Regions from separate parts of the Mus musculus genome. Here region 2 is linked to region 1. The links are chromatin contacts, found by Hi-C or POLR2A ChIA-PET in ENCODE. All regions are on one chromosome and are shown on one strand. The core of a region is the stretch at or near the end of the contact, and the rest is flanking DNA. Distances in the headings are between cores, read along the strand shown.

Region 1 (6,022 bases), core at 926-3,425:
ACCCTGCATCTAAAAATTCTACCCCCTTCCACTAGCACCACTCTGGAGATAGGTCTCCAACACATGGACCCACAGAGGTTTACATTCAAGACCCAAACCCTAGCACCTTTATCCAGATATTAGAAACAGTAAACATTCTAGATTCCCTTGTATAAAGGGGTTCCTGATGGAAATGTCAAAATCACCAAAGTCACCAGGAATGATGACAGGAAAGGGTTGTTGGGAATTCTGTCATCTGGAAGGCACCACAGTCTTCAGTGAAATAGGAGAGTGTCCTGGGAGGATGGCAAAAACTGCAAGGGCAGATGATGGTGGGATGCTCAGTAGATCCAATATGTCGGGAGCTGAAGGTCTGTGGATAGAAGGGAACACATTGGTAAAGGGTGCTATCTGCCTTTCGTCTCAACTGCACGAGACGCAAGAGTGAAACATCAACCAACAGCCAGCGTTCGAGAGGGCTCCAAGAGCTATGGTCTGTGCTAGTGGTTCTCAACCTTCCTCATGCTGTGACGCTCTAATGCAGGGCCTCATGTTGTGGTGACCCCAACCATAAAACTATTCATTGCTACTTCAAATCTAGGATTTTGCTACTGTTACAAGTCATAATGTTAATAGCTGATATTTGACCCCCAAAGGGATCTGGAACCACACAGCTTTGGGCAGGTGAAAAAGGAGTTGATATTATAAACATAGTACCTTCTGTTGCGATGTCTTAGCAATGAAGTGAGAGAAGTATTGAGGAGCATAAAGCTTTGACCTTGACAGTACAGATGACATGGCAAGAGTTCTTGGATTTCTGGTCACCAGCAAGCCTCACAGGACACGAGGCATGGCAGAGCACATCACAGGAGGCCTTCAAGGACAGCATCAGGGATTTCTATTTTAGTCTGTATGCCAAGGCTACTGGGCAGAGTTGGTGTGCTGGTTCAAGTTGGAGCAACAAATTGCCATAGTCAAAATCACGTGGGCAAAGGATGCTCATAGAACTTCTCCTGCGATGGGCAAGTTTAGGTCTGTTCAGGTTAGGAAAGCCGGAAGAAGCGTTTGGCTGAACTGTGCTTACTCAGAATGTGAGGGCACAAAGGGAGAGAGGGGGCAAGCAAGAGATGCTGCAGTTTGGTGTTTGGAAAACCATGGTTAAACATTTACAGGTGGACGAACCTAACATGAGAATAGTTACAGATGATGTGAGTTTCCCTGCCCCTCCCTTTACCACCACCCCCAACTGTTGCTAACCCAGGCTTTTGGTTTAGGGAGGCTGAGGCTAATAAAGATCAGGTGATTTTCAGAAGTGTTGCTCAGAAGTCCAATACAAGATGGCCATGTACTCTTCTTACTATGCCCGTTGCTTTTTCCCAATAAAAGATCACCATATATATGTCTTATGATGCCAGCTTCCTTTTCATCGGTACAGAGCATAGCTCTAGGACCTCTCTCAAGTGTCTAGTGGTTGTTTCGTTCTCCCTAACTTAGCTCCAGGTTTTCAAGGCAGGGCAGGGAGCTTAGATTGCCACCCGACTTAAAGTTCAAGAGTTGGCGTGGGTCCATGCGCCCCAGCCCAGGCGTTAGCTCTCACCCAGAACAGCTGTTGCCATTCATTTTCCTATCCAGGGTGAGTTAGGGCACACAGGGCACTAGCCAGGGCCTGAAGGAAGGGCCACTTTGACTGCCTTTCCTTTTCAAAGTGAAGGCAGGGCAGGATAACAGAGGAGGTGCTCTTGGGAAGTGGTTTCATCACACCCCCTGAGGCCAGGCCCTCAAATCACAGTTGAGCTTTGGCTAAGAATCTGACTTATGCAAGAGCAAACCCCACACACGTTTGCCTGATTTCCTCCTTTCTGCTGACAGCAGCTCAGCTTGGTCCTAAACTCTCGGGTCTCTTGGTGTCTGATTAGTTATCAACAGAAGCTGCCACTGTTCCATAGCTTGGCAGCTTGGCCTCTTCGTCCCTAGCAGGGAAAGGCTGATGAGGAGCTTGGGAAGGAGAATGAGCTCAGCGGGATGGAAGGGAACCGGACTGAGATAGCGCTGGAGGTGCTGCACAAGGACCCCAGGACCTAAGCGACCTCTTCCTGGTGGCTTTCAGCAGAAGACAGCAAGTTGCTAGGTGAGCCGGCGGGACAGGGGGCGTGGCTCTGCGAGCGGGGGCGTGATTGAGGCGTGGCTCTGCGGTCGTGGGAGGAGCCGGGGCGGGAGCGGCGCCGCGGAGGGGACCCGCGGCACGAGCGAGAGCTCGCCAGCCCCGCCACGATGCCCCCGCGCCCAGGACGCCTCCTCCAGCCGCTGGCCGGGCTGCCGGCCCTGGCCACGCTCCTGCTGCTGCTCGGGGCGCGCAAAGGCGCCCGGGCCCAGGAGGTGGAAGCGGACAGCGGGGTCGAGCAGGACCCGCACGCCAAGCACCTGTATACGGCCGACATGTTCACGCACGGGATCCAGAGCGCCGCGCACTTCGTCATGTTCTTCGCGCCCTGGTAACTGCAGCTCCAGCAGGCCGGCGGAGCCCGATCTGGGACCGGGGACCAGGGACCTGGAGCCGGGGACCGGGGAGAGGGCGCGAGGCCGCGCAGGCTGCGCCGGGGGCGTGGGCCGCGCTCGGGCCTCGCCGCTGACGTGGCGCTAGCCGCCGGCCTGCGAGCTAGGAAGGGCGGGCCCCGAGGGGAGACCCGGAAAAGCCTCTCCACCCCGCCACACTGCTGGAGTCCAGGCATCCCCCGCTTCTGTCCCCTGCCCAGCTCCCCAAACTTCCTGTGCTGGCCGGACGCGGCGGGAGCCCGGCGTCCACGTGCCCTATCCTGAAGGGTTCTTCCTGCTGGCCCATCAATATTGGGTTGGATTGGAAATCTAAGGCCCCCTCAAGATGTGATTGCCCACTTTGTGTGTCGAGGGTAGGAAAAGATAGCCTAGGTCGGGAACTGAGACTTCCCCGGCCCCTGGAGTCCAGCGAGGTGCCAGTTTTGGAGTCTCCGCTGCACGCTGGAGTGGATGTGAGCTGTATTCTCAAGGCCTTTAACTCTTTCACCTCCTGTTCTCATTTGGGGCCCGGTCATTTGGAAAGTGTGAGGTCGAACTGTTCTTCCTAAAAGTCATAACTTCAGGCTTCCATTCTTCGGTTGGGGCTTCCTGGTGCACCTCACTACCCCAAGAATTAGTCTAGACATAGCAGTGCTTTGCTACTGGGGCCTAGATGCTCAGAGAAAGAAGTTCTCCGGTCCACAGCAGAAAGCGGTATTTAGAGCACAGGCTCTTGAGATGTGGGATGTTCTGGCTGTGTTTATTGCTGAGCAAAGTACTCTTCCTCTAGCTCAGTAGGGACTCATTAAGGACAGGGGGTTAAGCAGTTAAGAAAAATGTGCCTGTGGAATCCAATGTAGTCAGTGATTGTATTTTTCTAAAGTGGGAGAAACTTTGCCCATAACCCTAGAGCGGGCTATTACTGCATTTCAATTCGTTTAGTGTTAAATTAACTTTGTGGGGGAGGGGATCATTTTGGCTCACAGCCATTATCAGTTAAGAATGCAGGAATGGGATACACTGTTTTACATTCCCAAGAACAGCCACTTGAGTCTGTAGAACTACCATTGAAAGAAAAAGACTGGGAGTCTGCCACAGTCAGTCGCGTTAATAGTTACTCTGTGCACAAGTCGTCTCAAAGTAGTGATTCCAGTTAAGTACACCACAGGACTTAATTGGAGTTGATTTCGGTGGAATAAATCTAAGGGTTTTTAGTTTTATGAGAAAAGTTGACATGCAGGCAGGGTTAGGTTCTCTGGAGTGCTGATGGAGTTTTAAGTTTAGAATATATGCAATGAATAACCAGCTAGTCTTGGCCAGTTGGGGTATACACCACAGATTCTTTTTTTTTTTTTTAACTCTATGGCTTACAGACGTTTAGGTCGAGGCTGCTCTCTAGGATAAGCCTTCAATTGTTTGCTTCTTGCTATTCTGATAAAAATATTAGAGAGATGTAGGAGCCCACCCATGGCCTTTGAAGGCTGGGTTTTTGATGTTTTAAGGGGAAGTTGAGGCAGGATCTCTCTGTGTAGCCAAGCTGACCTTGAACTCATGACTTTGTTGGTCTCAGCCTACAGAGTGCTAAGATTTCAAAATTTTAAGAACAACATGGTACTCAAGGTAGACTACGCTGGGTCCTCTCCCCACTTCTTTCTCACCGTGAGTGCCTGGAATGTTCACTGTCCATGTGTGATGCTGGGGCAAGGACACTGTGTAGTGATGGCACTGACCTGTCTCTGTATTTGTTCTAAGCTTTGTGGGTGCAGGATTGTCCTCCTGCTGTTGATCTGGTGCCAGCATCTGGTCACACTGAACCTAGGGACAGTTAGGTCAAAGGTAAGGTTAGGTGCCTTTGCTCTGTCACTTGGCTCCAGGCCACATCTGAATACAGCCGGCAGTCTCTGTAGTGCTGTATCCACAAGGGCTCCAAACCAGAAATGCCAGTTAGAGAGAAGCAGTGGACTCTTTAGTCCTCCTGGGTGGGGAGAGGCTTGCCTGTGTGGTGATGACCCCAAGTGGTCAGGTTAACTTGGGTTAGAGGGAACTAAATCTTTATCTTCTTTTTAAATCTTGTATTGTTTTCATAAGAACCCTTTCAAGGGTATAGAGGATGTCTATCTACAACTCTAAACTGAGCATATCTGATCAAATTCCGCTAACATCAGGACAACCCTTAGGAGCTGAAGGGGTTTGCAACCCCATAGGAAGAACAATATCAACCAGCCAGAGCTCCCAGGGTCTAAACCACCAACCAAGGAGTACACATAGAGGGACCCATGGCTCCAGCCGTATATGTAGCAGAGGATGGCCTTGTCGGGCATCAATGGGAGAAGAGGTCCTTGGTCCTGGAAAGGCTCAATGCCCCTGTGTAGGGGAATGCGTGGGTGGGGAGTTGGGAGTGGGTGGGTGGGAGTGCACCCTCATAGAAGCAAGAGGAGGGGGGATGGGATGGGGGCTCCTGGGGGGGGGAATCAAGAAAGGGGATAACATTTGAAATATAAATAAAATATCTAGTTTTTAAAAAAGGAGAAAGAAAGAAAAAGAAAAAGAAAATCCATTAGGGCAGCCACTCATCTATCTTCCAGCAACATCTTATAGCTGGGTTCCTTACCAGCATTAGAACCAATCTGCTTTCTTTGATTAGGCACCAGATGTCATGAGGAGCAAACAGGAACATGGGCCAACTGGGGAGCATAAAGTCCACAGGCCCCATTGTGTACACACTTACGGAGCCGTTGGGCCTCCATTCTTCCTTGCTATCCGCTCTTTCCCTACCCATGACCTTGCTGAACTAACTCATTTTGCTGAGTTCACAGAAGTTAAATCCTCAAATACAGTTTCCCTGTGTGGTACCCCATCCCTCTGCTTCAAGTGCCAAAGTGCTTAGCATGCTCAAGTGTTTGCACCGGACAGTGCTTCCATTCTTGGCACTTGCATGGAATGTATAACTGACAAGCCTTCAGAAAAAGGGGGTGATGCTATATTTGGGCTTTTATGTGTTTACATAGTTTATTTTTATGTATGCACATGTGTACATCTCTGTGGGTTTGGGTGCCATGTGTGTTGAGGAGGTCAGAAGATGGTGTCATATTCCATAGAACCAGAGCTACAGGCATGGGGACCTGCCTGATGTGGGTGCTGGGTTCTCTGAAAGAGTAACACATGCCCTTAATTACTGAGCCTTCTCTATCCTGTTTTATTTAGGCCTTTATAAAGCAGGGATTTGTCTTAGTTGCCCAGGAAAGCCCCGCCAGGAAGAGACATTAGCTTTATGCTGACTTTCCAATGCCGCCTTCAGATGCATGCATTGGAAGTCAGGTAAAAAAAGAAGCTTAAAGATTTTATTGAGAATGTATTTGAGAGCAAGCTCACAATTGCCAGTGCCTTTCACTCTTGTAAGTGAGCTTTTTTTTTTTCCCCCAAAAAAGGATTCTTTTAAAAGGCATTGGAGCAATTAGTTATGTAATAAACACAAACAATTTGTTTGTTAGGTAAAGAAAGAAAGGAAAAT
Region 2 (6,022 bases), core at 2,227-4,726, 110 kb before region 1:
GACAATCACTGAAGTAGTTGTTTCTGCCACATAAAAGTCATATAGCCATTTTGGCCTTTCTGTAAAGTTGAGAAAACTGATACCTGTTTCAAAGGAGTGTGAGATGGTGAGATGAATTCGTATTTGTAGGGTGCTTACCTCAACACCTTGCAGGTAGCAAGTGCTATGTGAGTGTTGGCCCAGTGGTGATGCAGTTCTGCCCCTGACTATCCATAGACTTCAGAAGTGAAAGCTCAGTCATGGACACATTCCACCTGTTTTAGACTGGAGCCACAAACCCCAGGCAGGGTTCCTTAGCCGTGCATGGATTTGCTGTTTCACTAAAATAACTGTGTAGCTCAGGAACATGCTATGTTTACAATGAGCTTTATTATAAAATTGTACCGGATAAGCAGCCAAATGAGGAGACTTGGAAGAGTCCCCAACGTGCAGCTAGATGCTCAGAAGAGCATCTTCCTCTTGGCACATGGATGGATGGCTGCAAGCACGAATTCCGCAGAGGATTTCAGGGTGCCTTACAAAGGCACAGGGGACCAAATCATTACTCATGTAATTGAACTCAACCCTATAAGAAGAAGGTGTCAGGCCCCCTGGGACTGGAGTTACAGACGGCTGTCAGTCACCATGTGGGTGCTGGGAATTGAAGCCAGATCCTCTAGAGATGTGGCCAGTGCTCTTAACTGCTGAGACATCTCTCCAGGCCCCCAGCCAGATTCTTTGTTGTACAACTTAGTTAATGAATGAATACATAGAGGGAACAAAGAAGGCATCCCAGAGAGGGAAGGTTAACAAGAAATGCAGAGAAATGGCACAGTAGAAAGACCTCCCTGCTCTTACCTCAAAATCTCTACTGAGTTGAGACCACTACTTAGTCCTTGGCTCTTCCTTGAGTTTCTCTCTCTCTCTCTCTCTCTCTCTCTCTCTCTCTCTCTCTCTCTCTCTCTCTCTCTCTCTCTCACACACACACACACACACACACACACACACCACATACATACACCACACACAAGCATGCATATGCCACAGACACATTGTTTAGAATAATAGATTTCCCTCCTCACAATGCACAGGTTGATCTAGCAGTTTCTGATGGTGCACACAGCTCATGTGACTGCATCTGGCTGGAAATGACTCTCACATCTCTGGGACAGGAGTGGGGACTCTTGGTGTGCCTCAGTTCTCCCCTTGCAACCTCTCTCCACACGTGTCTAAATTAGTATGCTTCTACACATGATGACCTCACTCCAGCAAGAGTGTCCTGGCAAGAAAACAAAGCAGGATGCTGCCCGGTCCAATGGAACCCACTCATCAGTACCGTGTGTTCCACTGGTCAAAGGTCAAGTCACAAGGCCAGCCCAAATTCAAGGTGAAGAGAAACAAATCCGTCTCCTAACAGGAGGTGCTGATAATCTCACATGTGGGAATTAAGAACACTACCAAATATGTTGATCAAAATTTGAGGCTAGTTTTATTATAATACTGGCCAGGATAATGGACACTGGGCCGGTCCATACCAGGGATGCCTAGAGAATGTTAGTGAATTACCTTAGTCAGAGGCTTATAAAAGCAAAACCCACAGGGCTGTGTACGGTTAGGAGCAAACATCTATTCTGACGGACTTACTGTCTATACACCTCCCACCTATGTGTGATCAAGCATAGCCTGTGCAGTTTGGGTAATTAGGCTTGTTGGAAGAAGCAAAACGTGATTTGTTATCTTACATGGATAACAGCCCCAAGGATTCCAGGAAGTTATTTCTGGAAGTTATTCCTTGGGCAAGGGAGGCTTACAGGCCTTTTTGTTTTATAATTCTAATGTTTTAAGCACAGTAATTTAAACTTAAAACATGACATTAATCCTCACAATCCATCATGTGGCATGTCTCTACTGAGAAGGCAGGAACTGCTGTGGCCCTTCTGACCTTAGGTCTCTTCATCTGAAAATGGAGATTTTCCTAAGTCAGCCCTTGTTCGAGTCTGTGTTCGCAGATTCAGTCATAGAAAGTATTTTTTAAATGTCACATTGTTGATGACAGGTATCATAAGTCAGCCGTAACTGCAAATCGGTACTGAGTACTGGCCTTGTCTTCTTGTTGCTATTCCAGAAGTAACAATGTATTGGTGAGAACAGGAAGTAGAAACTGGTGAAATAGAGCAGGAATTCCCAAGCCGTGCTTCCAAGAATGTCCTTGCCGGAGGGCAGGAATGCTGGGATCCAGAGAGCTCAGGTTCCGGCTTCTTTGCCTTCGCTGACGCTTTATTGGAAACTATCTGAAGACCCAATTCTATTTCCAAAGTGTTAATTATGGCAACTAGAATTTCTTTATCACAACACAGAGTTGGCAAATTTCAGAGGTGAAATCCAGAATCAACATTTAAAAAAAAAAACAAACAGCCACATTAATGTAAGAAAAGCATTCAATTTCACATATTGTAGTGAGTCTTCATGGTGCACAGTCATAAAGGAAATTATGCAAAGGGAAAGAAATTTTTTTCTACAATGCAGAAAAATGAATATGAAATTTCTTGGAAGTGAGGAGAATAACAAATGTCTTTGAAAACTATGATTTCTACATATTGATTAAAAAGCTAGGAAATTAAATTTTTTATTTGTCCTCCTTTGGGGGTTTACCATTTCTTCTGCGATAATCCCCCAATTCCTGCTTCACCTAGTTATTCTCTCCATGTCTCACTTCAAGACTGGAGACAAACACTGGTCTTTTCTGGGAAGTCTTTCCTGATCCCCTCAACAGCTAGTATCCACAGGTATGGAACGATTCCTCTTCCTGCCGTTTATGTCGCTTTACGTTCCTCCTTCAGACTGGACTAAGACCCTTTAGGATGACATTGTTCATTGTTCAGAAGAGAGTAGCGGAGGAAGCGGTCACAGCTGAGTCCTAAGGAAGAACCCCTGGATGATGAGGAGGTAAAAACCACTGGGAGGCCGTGCATTGCTCTCTTTGAAGCATGACAATTTGTTGAGAAAATGAACATTATGGAATATATCAAATGTCAGCACTTATTAGTCTAATTTAGGGAGACCATCTCAAACACCCAACCAAGCAACAACAAAAAACCTAAACAAAACAAAAACGAGTTTCTTAACCTCTAACCGTGTTGCTTTATTTGTTAAAAAAATTATGATCTGTCTCCTCAGGTTGCTATGATGACCCTAAGGTGACAATACATGTCAAAATGCTTTATAAAATAGTGGTGGCCAGTAACAATGTAGAAACTATGTATATACTACTACTGTTATTCTTCTGCTCGCCGCGCCTTGCTCCAACCATAGTGAGTTTAGTTCCTACCGGCGTAGGATGGGATAACCGAGAAACAAGTAATTTTCAAACACCTCCCATACGCAGATCATCTGCCCTCATCCAGCATGGCCGCATCGGCTACACTCCCGGCGCCTTCCCCGAACCCAACGACTCCGACGCCCTGTGATGACGTAACACCAGAGCGTCTCTCTCCCTAAAGGTCCGTGCCTGCGCCGTGGACGCCGCGGGTGGGCGGAACTGGTCGGGATGAGTGGCGGAGGCACCGAGACCCCTGTAGCGTGCGACGCCGCCCAGGGCGGCAAGAAGCGGGACTCACTGGGGACTCCGGGTGCGGCGCACCTCATTATCAAGGGTACGGAGTGGAGGGCGTGGTCCTCCGTGCGGGGTGGGGGCAGCGTGCTGGGGACCGCCCCTCCTGGTGCTCCCCGGCTCCCCTGTAGCCCTCAGCTGCCTGGCCCGCCTCGAGACGAAAGGTCCCAGCTCGCAGGACCCAGTTACGTGCAATGGGCGAAGGGCGCACAAGCGGAGAATGGGAACTAGTTGGAGCCCCACACGTAGTAGGGTGACTTCGGTCCTTCACCCTCTCGTCCTCTGTCCTCTGCGCCTTGGGGGTCATGCCAGGAAGAACACTTGGGAAAACGTCCTGAAACACAGCGCTCAGTACCATACAGTGTACCGGTCTGAGCTGTCCCCTTTCAGCCTTAGTAGATTTCGACCTAAATTATTACAATAACAACTAGCTTTAATTCCTAAACCTCAGAAGTCCCCGTTAACCGCGAAGAAGCCTCCAATTGCAGTTTCCACTGCTTCCCTCAACTCCCTGCTCAACCCGCCTATTCCACCAACTTTGGGCTACAGTCCTACACTGCCTGGAGAGTGGTGGCTTACCATCTGTGCGGTTCCCATTTTACTCTTACCAGATCTGTGGGCGGCCCCAGCTGAGCTGGCTGCGACTGTTTAAACTGTGTTTCACATTGTTTCTTAGGTTTAATTTGGGATCCAGTAGTATTGTGTGTGTGTGTTAAGACTAAGTTAGAATTCTTTCTCTGTGCAATCTCAGTGAAGATTAGTCGTTGTATGGCTGTTGTTGGGCCACCATGACTCCATCCGCAAATGTTTTTCATCTTGCAAAACTTTGTATGCATTAAACCATAACTCCTCATGCCACTGTGAATTTGACTGGTCCAGTGCCTCTGAGGACTTGGACAGCTCCACTCTCGGAAATAAGGCTGTTTTGAATATGAATATATAGACATCCTTCGGAGGTCCTGTGTTCAGTTCTTGGGACTGTATCTCCAGTAGTGGATTTTTGGGTCATTTGATTATTCTTTAAACTTTTTGAGGAGTTGGCATGTTCTGTATTTGCTATACCATTTTCTAGTCACCTGTCATCACCAACTCTTGTCTTTGGTACTAGTTATTCTAATGCGTGTGAGATGACACTCCCTGTTGTGATTTTCATTTCCTCTAATATTTGGTTAATGTGCTTAACTGACTACCCATTTTTTAGGTAGTCATCTAATATCCATTTAAGTCCTTTGCTCGTGTAAGTAGATTCTGTTATTGAGTTATAGTTCTTGATATATTCTTGAAAGGCAACTTTGCTGGCCGCTATACCATTAATGCTGATACACACGCGCACACACACACACACACACACACACACACACACACATACACACACACACACACACACACATCTGTCTCCTCAGTACCCATAGCAGGTGTTTGCAGGCATTTTTCTCACTTGCCTGGTTGCCTATCATTCTGTTGATTGTGTCTTTGAGGCGGAAGTTTTAAATTTTGAAGCAGTACTGTTTTTACTCCCCCAGTACTGGAAGCCAAGCCAAGGCCTCCCACATGCTAGACAAATACCATACTACTAGAGACTACATTACCAACTCCCTTTTCTGTTTTTTATTTTGAGACTGGTTCTCACTTTCACACTCAGGACCCACACACACAGCCTTCCCTTTATTAGGTACTAAGAGAGTTGTAGTTCTGTTTGGTCTCATCTTGTAGTCCCGTGGCTCTTCCATCAAAGCACTTCTCTGTGTCTTTGTGAGGAGATATTTGTCTAGCTTTCACATTAGGTTACAAACAAGTAGAGATCAAAGGATTATACATTTCAGTACTCTTTTTTTTTTGAACAGTAAAAGAATGCATATAGCCTGACTAGAGTTAGATATCTATAGAAGTCTATATTTTACACGTACATGGTTATGCTAGCAGAATTTATATTTAATATTTGGACTCTTACAAACTCTGAATTATTACAATGGATTTATTATAATGTCCTTACACAACGTAACTTCTGTGGTAATCTGTATTTCATGATCTGTTCCCCCATAGTTTCCCACAGCTGCAGTTTTAGGAGTGACTGATAATCTACCTCTGTGTAGAACTAAATTAATCTGCAGAGTCTTAAGTGGCTCCTTTTTATCATCGGACTGTAGAAACAGATGTCTCCAAACCGACAAACCTTAACTGCTTCTCAGTCACGTGGAAAGAGATAGTGGTAGGGGTGCTGTGTAAATATCACAAACAGCTTGCCTAAGGAGATACTCACTGGAGATGAGGTGATTTGGGGACCTTGTGGGATGTGACATGATAGAAGTAGACCACTCTGGCACTTCAGGAACACAGCATACGGGCTGGTCAGAAACCTGGGAAGAAGCTGGTGAGAATGAAAGCCAGTGTCGGGGAAGAACGAGAGCTCAGATGTTGTAGAAGAAAATGGAC

What was found. Hi-C counts contacts between places; a loop is a spot of excess contacts on that map. ChIA-PET counts read pairs that join two places held with the same protein, here RNA polymerase II (POLR2A).
Region 2: a loop to region 1 is called in a map of regulatory T cell, with 2.0 times the contacts of the local background. The contact joins the promoter of Bloc1s5 here to the promoter of Txndc5 in region 1. A Hi-C loop is called at or near these places in 1 of 37 maps with a recorded cell type or tissue (regulatory T cell). POLR2A ChIA-PET finds 5 or more read pairs at or near these places in 1 of 5 experiments (Patski).

The regions. Positions count from the first base shown.
Region 1 is chr13:38,524,637-38,530,658 of GRCm38, reverse strand. Txndc5 (thioredoxin domain containing 5) reads left to right here and starts at 2,175. Exons shown (of 10, transcript NM_145367.4): 1 at 2,175-2,471. The coding sequence starts at 2,251. Gm31834 (a long non-coding RNA gene) reads right to left here and starts at 2,756. Exons shown (of 2, transcript XR_382215.4): 1 at 697-2,756; 2 at 1-352.
Region 2 is chr13:38,632,546-38,638,567 of GRCm38, reverse strand. Bloc1s5 (biogenesis of lysosomal organelles complex-1, subunit 5, muted) reads left to right here and starts at 3,476. Exons shown (of 5, transcript NM_139063.3): 1 at 3,476-3,632. The coding sequence starts at 3,527.